2 separate regions of the Homo sapiens genome follow, and region 2 is linked to region 1. Evidence: read pairs that join two places in POLR2A ChIA-PET (ENCODE). Cell type or tissue: CD4-positive, alpha-beta T cell. All regions are shown on one strand. Region 1 overlaps CEP112 (centrosomal protein 112). Region 2 has its middle 38 kb from the start of LINC02563.

What was found. ChIA-PET counts read pairs that join two places held together with the same protein. Peaks named below come from ENCODE experiments on the same cell type or tissue, not always from the same donor. Only the 100,000 strongest peaks of a DNase experiment are listed, where the experiment ranks them.
Region 2: POLR2A ChIA-PET joins it to region 1 with 6 read pairs; 2 of 35 experiments call an interaction of 5 or more read pairs at or near these places.

What each region holds. Positions count from the first base shown.
Region 1 is chr17:65,768,523-65,772,522 of GRCh38, reverse strand. All of the region lies in intron 21 of CEP112 (centrosomal protein 112), which reads left to right. Among named protein-coding and RNA genes, the nearest start is that of AXIN2, 210 kb to the right of the region's middle. In CD4-positive, alpha-beta T cell, no CTCF peak of the experiment used is centred here; no DNase peak of the experiment used is centred here.
Region 2 is chr17:65,493,444-65,497,443 of GRCh38, reverse strand. No RefSeq gene overlaps it. Among named protein-coding and RNA genes, the nearest start is that of LINC02563, 38 kb to the right of the region's middle. RefSeq lists enhancers at 636-1,268, 1,902-2,534. In CD4-positive, alpha-beta T cell, no CTCF peak of the experiment used is centred here; a DNase peak (open chromatin) is centred at 1,983; H3K4me3 peaks cover 411 bases.

The DNA.
Region 1 (4,000 bases):
TCTAACACTTAAGAGATTTATCCATTTTGTTTAAATTATCAAACATTTGTAAATATGATGTTCATATTTTCTTATTACCCTATTAATGTCTACAGAATCTGATAGTAATGTCCCCTGTCTCTATTTCTGATATTGGTAATTTGTGTCTTCTTTTTCAGATCTATACATCTAGAAATTTATCAATTTTATTGTTCTTAAAGAACCAGCTTTTGGTTTCATTAATTTTTCTCCATTGTTTTCCTCTTTTCTAATTCATTGATTTCAACTCTTATATTTATTTTCTTTCTTTTGCTTACTTGGTCTTTAATTTGCTATTCTTTTTCAGGTTGCTTCAATTGAAAGCTTATACCACTTATTTTTCAACTCCCTTCTTTGCTAATAAAAGAATTCAGAAGCTAAAAATTTCCTCTAAGTACTGATTTAGCTGCATTGTATAAGTATATGCTTCCATTTTCATTCATTTCCAAATATTTTCTAATTTCCTTTGCAATTTTTTTTTCAGGGACAGGGTCTTGCTGTGTTGCCCAGGCTGGAGAGCAGTGCCACTATCACAGCTCACTATAAACTCAAACTCCTGGGCTCAAGCAACCCTCCCACCTCCCAACTCCCAAGTAGCTAGGAATACAGACATGTACCACCACACCTGGCTAATTTTTAAATTATTTTTTTTCTTAGACATGGGGTCTCACTATGTTGCCCAGGCTCATCTTGAACTTCTGGCCTCAAGCAATTCTCCTGCCTTGGCCTCCCAAAGCACTGGGATTATAGACATGAGCTACCATGCCTAGCCATGATTCTTTCTTTGACTCTAATATTAGTATATGTCTATCTTTTACTTTACAAAAATTAAGATAAATTTCTGTTATGGATTTCTAATTTAATTTCTTTATGGTCAGAGCATTTAGTCTGTATGAGATCAATCCTTTTTAATTTACTGAAATTTATTTTATGGCCCAGAATATGGTCTATCTTGATTAATGGTCAAGTAGGTTGATAGCAGTTTTTGAATTATCTATATCCTCACTAATACGGTCTACTTGTCCTATCACTTCCTGTGAAAGGAGTTTTGAATTATCTTCAGTTGTCATTTGTGAATTTGCCTATTTATCCTTTCATTTCTGTCAGGTTTTGTTTCATGTATTTTGAAGCCCTTAAAATTAGGTACATACATATTTAGGATTGTTAGATCATTTTCATGAATTCAATTTTTATCATTGTGAAATGCCCCTCTGTATCTCTACAGAGATACAGAGCAGCTTCTTTGTTCTGGAATCCACTTTGTTTGATATTCATATGTTGACTCCACTTTTCTTATGATTACTGTTTGCATGGTACATCTTTTGTCATCCTTTTAATCTTAACCTTTTTTAAAAGATTTTTAAGCATTTATCGTGAAAGCACCATGTAGTTAAACTTTTTTTTAAAAACACAGTGATAAGCTTTGCCGATTAGTTGGAATTTTTAGGCTACTTATATTTAACATAGTTATTGATATTGTTAGGTTTTAATATACCATTTTGCTATTTCTTTTATATTTGTTTCTTTCTCCTCTTTTCCTACCTTTTATTGAATTATTTCTTTTTTTTTTTTTTTTAAGACGGAGTCTTGCTCTGTTGCCCAGGCTGGAGTGCAGTGGCTGAATTAATTATTTCTTAACATTTTATTTTATTTCTACTATTAGCTTATTAGCTATACCTCTTCACTGTTGGTTTTTATAGTTGTTGATCTAGGTTTTATTATATACATCTTAATTACAGTCTGTCTTCACCTACTGTTGTACCAGATCATATAAAATGTAAGTTTCTTAACAGTATACTTCCATTTCCACATTCATATTCTATGTTTCTGCAAGTATTATAAACCTCGCAATTTGTTATTATTGCTTTAAATATTCAATTGTCTTTTAAAGAAATTTTAACGTGAGAATAAAAAGTAATTTATATTTACACACTTTTTTTATGTCCAGTACTATTTGTTCCCTTGGTTTCATCCAGGTTTCCATTTAGTATCAGGTCCATCTGCCTGAACGACTTATTTCAACCTTTTTTGTAGTGCACATCTACTGGTGACAAATTCTCTCCAATTTTTCTTTGAATATGTGTGCTTTTCACTTTCAGTTTGGAAGGATAGTTTCACTGGATATGCATTTCTAGATTAACAGATTTTTTTTTTAATTTCAGCACTTTAAAGATTCATTGTATTGTTCTCTGACTTTTCAGATGAGAAATCTTCATTGATTCCTGTCTTTTTAATGTATCTGTTTTCTCTGGCTTCTTATAAGATTTTATATTTATTTCTTTTCTTTGCAATTTTATTATGTTATGCCTTGATATGGTTTTCTCTGTATTTATCTCATCTTTTGTTTGTTTGTTTGTTTGATGATCTTTTGGACTTGTGGTCTTAGAGGTTTTTTTTTTCATTTTGGAAAATTTTCAGCCATTCCATCTGCAAATATTTTTCCAAACCTCTTTCTCTTTCTGGGATACAACTACACATATGTTAGATGATGTGATACTATCTCAGAGATAACTGAGATTATTCAGTAAACTTACTCCTTGTCTCTCTGGGAACCATTTGGATATTTAAAATGTTATTTTTAGCTTAATTTCCAGTTTCTGCCCTGGCATGTAAGGTGCTTGGAAGTTGCCATTCATCCTAACAACAAGTAAAAAGCAGGAAAAAAACTGATCAGCATTTTTTATATTTATCAGAGAAGTAAACTCACAGGGAAAACTGCTGCTCCCAAATTTGGAGAGACAGTTGATTTTTATGTATGGCGTAAGATAAGGGTCCAATTTTATTCTTTTACATGTAGAAATACAGTTTTCCCAGCACTATTTATCGAAGAAACTATCTTTTCCTCACTGTGTTTTCTTGTTGCCCTTGCTGAAAATTAGTTGGCCATATATGTTTGGATTTATTTCTGGGCTCTCTATACTGTTCTATTAGTCTAGGCATCTGTTTCTATATCAGTACCATACAATTTTGGTTGCCACAGCTTTGTAATACAATTTTAAATCAGGATTTGTGATGCCTCCAACTTTATTTTTCTCAGAATTGCATTGGCTATTTGGGGTCTTTTGTGGGTCCTTATGAATTTTAGGTTTTTTTTTCTATTTCTGTGAAGACTGTCATTGAAATTTTGATAGGGTTTGCATTGCATCTATATATTCCTTTGGGAGTAGTATGGACATTTAAAAAATATTAATTCTGCCAATCCAAGAGCATGGAATATCTTATTTCTTTGTGTCCTCTTCAATTTCTTTTATTAATGTTTTATAGTTTTCAGTGTACAGGTCTCTCCTTGGTTAAATTTATTCCTATTTTATTTTTTTGATGTGATTGTAAATGAGGTTGTTTTCTCAGTTTCCTTTTTGGCTACATTGTTGTGTATAGAAATGTCAGATTTTTATATATTGATTTTATATCTTGCAACTTTATGGAGTTAATTTATTAGATCTAATAGGTTTTTGTGTGCAATCTTTGGGATTTTTCACATACACAATCATGTCATCTGCAAATAGACATAATTTTACTTCTTTTTTATCCAGCTTGAATACCTGTTATTTCTTCTTACTGTCTAATGGTTCTTGATAGCACCTCCAGTACTCTGCTAAGTAGAAGTGCTAAGAGTTGGCATCCTTACCTTATACCAGATCTTAGAGAAAAAGCTTTCAGTTTCTCCCCATTGATTATGATGTTAGCTGTGGGTTTTACTCAAATAGGCTTTATTATGTTGAAGAACTTTCCTTCTGTATCTAAACTGTTAAAAGTTTTTATCAAATCAGACATCGAGCTGTATTGAATGCTTTTTTGTCAACTGATATGATCATGTGGTTTGTTAATGTGATATATCACACTGATTGATTTGTGTATATTAAACCAGCCTTGCATGTCAGGGGTAAAACCCACTTAATCACGATGTATTGATGTGTTGTTGAATTTGGTTTGATAATATTTTATTGAAGAGTTTTGCATCAATGTTCTTCAGAGAGGTTGG
Region 2 (4,000 bases), 280 kb after region 1:
TCTACCAAAAATACAAAAATTAATTGGGCGCAGTGGCACACGCCTGTAGTCCCAGCTACTCAGGAGGCTGAGGCAGGAGAATAGCTCGAACCTGTAAGGCAAAGGTTGCAGTGAGCCGAGATTGCACTACTGCACTCCAGCCTGGATGATAGAGTGAGACTCCGTCTCGGGAAAAAAAAAAAAAAAAAAAATTACCTCCATGAGTTAATGTGTTGATGAAATAAAATGAATAGAACACTTTTCCTGTATCTGGCCATGCTCTAAGTGTGTTATTTGTCTTAACCCGTTGGGTCCTCACAGAACCCTAAGAGGCAGGTCCCCATGTGACGGCCAGGAAGCAGAAACACAGCAGGGTTTGGTAACTAGTCTAGGGTCCCAGGACTGAACCTGGCCAGTGGGACACGGAGCCTGCCCTGCCTTTCTGGGTGGGCTTGATGGAATAGACGAAGCCCCCAATGCACCCGCCATGCCCTCCTCAACATCGCTGGAGCTCCCCCCCGCTCCCCAGGGGCCCACCCTGCACGGTGTTTTCCCAGTGGCTGGCTGCTAACCATTGCCTCCCCCTCATTCCTGCCTTTCTGGAAGGTCCAGCGAGCCTTGCTTTTCTCTTCTGAGAAGGTCCCTCAAGGCATCTCTCAGCAACTCACCTCTGAGAGGAATCCTGCCTCCCGCCTGGAAGGCAGGTGTTGCCATCAATGTTGGGTCTGAAAACCATTGTCCTCTTCCTGCTAAGCATGGAAGGTCCCCCACAGAAAGTTGACAATAATTGCAATTTTCCTTCCTTAGGAATGGGGTTTGTCTCTGGGGGAGGGCCCAGTCCTCCCTCCTCCTGCGCCCCTCCCACCCCCACCCCACTTTTTGCCTTCTCTCTTCCATTTAGAAATGTTGATGGAAAAACTTTGATTAGTAGGACTCCAGCCACAGGATAAACAGGCCCTGGAGGACTCATAACCTGGTCTCCATAGAACAGCCACACCTAGGGTGATCAGTGGGGAACAGAGGCGCTTGCAATCTGCAACAGTTACACATGAGAAATTCAGGGAGGAGGCAGGGCGTGGTGGCTCACGCCTGTAATCCCAGCACTTTGGGAGGCCAAGGCAGGCGGATCACTTGAGGTCAGGAGTTCGAGACCAACTTGGCCAGTATGGTGAAAACCTGTCTCTAAAAATACAAAAATTAGCCAGGTGTGGTGGCATGTGTCTGTAATCCCAGCTACTCGGGAGGCTGAGGCAGGAGAATTGCTTGAACCTGGGAGGTGGAGGTTGCAGTGAGCCAAGATCGCGCCACTGCACTCCAGCCTGGGCGACAGCGGGAGACTCTGTCTAAAACAAAACAAACAAAAAACCCCAGCAGAAACAAACAAACAAACAAACAAAAAAGGGAAGAAGTAAAAAATAAAATTAAAAAAAAAAAGAAATTCAGAGACATAGAGGTAGGTGGTCACAACTGTAGGAAGAACAGGGGGGCAGGAGAATGGGCATCAGGCTTAGCAAGGTGTATGGCCCAGGCCTGGAGGTGCGGAGTTGCTAAAGACATTCCAGAGCTGCAAGTTTGCTGGAGCGGGGACCTGGGCTGGGTAGAGCTAATGAGGCAAGGAAGGAGAGTAGGTCAGGCTCTGCCTGACTTGGAGGACATTAATGCCTCCATCCAGCAGACTGCGTTTTCAAAATGAGTTTGGAAACCTTCAGTGAATCGTGACGCTAATATAAAAGGCTGCAATCAGCATTAAAAAAAAAAAAAAAAAAAGAGTAGAAAATGTGAATGCATCGCACATAACAGCGGCAAGAGTTGTTTTGTGAGTTTTTTTTGAGCTTGATATGTATGGATGTCTGTAGGTGTTGGCTGGGTCCCCACGGAAGATGCCTGTCTTACCGAGGGTTGCCGCAGTTGGAGGCTCGCTGCCGAGAATCACGGCCCAGTGGAGAAGGGTTCAGGGAATGCTCTTGCGGCTCCTTGGTCCATCTTGTGGCTGCTCGGCCTGGGTGCGGAGAAGGGGAGGGGCCCCGCCTCGCCCCGCACCTGTGGGCTGCTGGCATTTCCTGAGGCTGCTGGTTGTTTGAAGGCTTAACTGCAACCTGCTGTGAAGCAGCTCTTGCTGAGTGCAAAGCATTTTTGAGGGAGTGGGGGTGGGGGTGTGGACTCTGCTTAATTAAAACAGGGAGAGGTTGACATGAGGGACCTTTAGTGGTTTTTGATCTCTCTCTCTTGCTCTGCCCGCTTTCTAACTTGAGGGGGAAAGAAAGCTTTTTCCTACTCTTTCTTCTTCAACCTCTCCTCTTTCACAGACCTGGCAGGTGCGCTGGGCGTTCTGCCCTCCCTGAGGCCCCTCCTTCTCCATCTTGAAAGGGCTGCATTCTGGGGGCAGTTTATACACACGGTGTTGTTGCTTGGGGGGATTAACCATTCACCCGTGAAATGACCTTGACCTTCTGAAGAGTCTTGACCTTCTAAAGGGTTTCAAAAATACATATATAACATATAAAATATAACATAGAAAAATATATATTATATACTATATGTCATATATATAACATATAATTATAAACGTATTATATGTAATTTTATATATAATTATATATGTATATGTAATTTTATGTATAATTATAAATGTATATGTAATTTTATATATATTATTATATATATCTGGTTTCCCTACCAAACAACATAAAAATATCTCATTGCAAATCTGGAAAACCTCTGTCCCTTGGCAAAAGCACTGTGTCTTGGAAGATACATAGGTGTTGGGACAAGCAGGTCCTGGGACAAGCAGGTCCAGGTTCAAGTCCTGGCCCAGTCATTTATTAGCTATGTGGCCTTAGAAGTTGAACTTCCCTGAGCCTCTCTTTTCTCACTGGCAAGATAATTTGTTGTGAGGAAGTATGAGATGAAACCTATCCAAAGTCAAGCATGTGCTTGCTGAGATAATTCAGTTGTGCTCAAACAGACTGTGTTGGGATGGTAGACATTATGGTTCATATCTCTCAAAATCTAATGCCTATCAATAGTCACAGAAGGTTGGAGCCAAGGAGCAAACCATCCACCCAAGTCCCTTTATTTTGCACATGGGGAAACTAAGGTCTTGAGACATTAAGCAATTTGCCAGCACCATGTGACAAACAGGTCAAGTATATTACAGTTGTATTAAGGCCTCTGTGTTGCATTTATAACTACTCTCTCTAGAGAGTGGCTTTTAGAATATCAGAAAGATGCATTCTTCCCCACACCCCCTTAATTCTCAGGAACACACTTACTGTGTTTTCACAATAAGTTGTGTGGGATCAGCTGACCAACTGGTAATGAGGGCTTGAGACAGAGCCTGTTCTCCAAGCCCTTCCATTTCTATACTTTTTTTTGCGAGCCAGAGTCTTGCTCTGTTGCCCAGGCTGGAGTGCAGTGGCGACAGAGCGAGACTCTGGCTCAAAAAAAAAAAAAGTATAGAAATGGAAGGGATTGGGGAACAGGCTCTTCCTCCCAGGTTCAAGTGACCTTCCTGCCACAGCCTCCTGAGTAGCTGGGACTACAGGTTTGTGCTACCATGCCCAGCTAATTTTTGTATTTTTAGTAGAGATGGGGTTTCACCATGTTGGCCAGCCTGGTCTTGAATTCTTGACCTCAGGTGATCCACCTGCCTTGACCTCCCAAGGTCCATTTCTATACCTTTGATTTTATTCCAGCAAACCAGTGGCAGGCAGAGTAGCTTGTGTCAGCGCCATACCTATTTTTCAGAGCGGGAAACTGAAGCTCAGAGGATTAAGTGACCAGTGCCAAGTTCATAGAGCTAGAAGTGGTAGTTATGCGGGTTCCATCTGAGTGCCTCCCACTGATAGCTATCAATGGGGCAGATACCCTATTACCAGGGAGAGAGCAGCCATCAGTTCAACACTTAAGAACAGACATACAAGCAGTGGTTCAACCTTGGAATCTGCTGGCTGGTGATGAGTATCAAAGTATCCAGTGAAAAGCACCTGTTAGTGATGCATATCTTCCATTAACCCCAGCA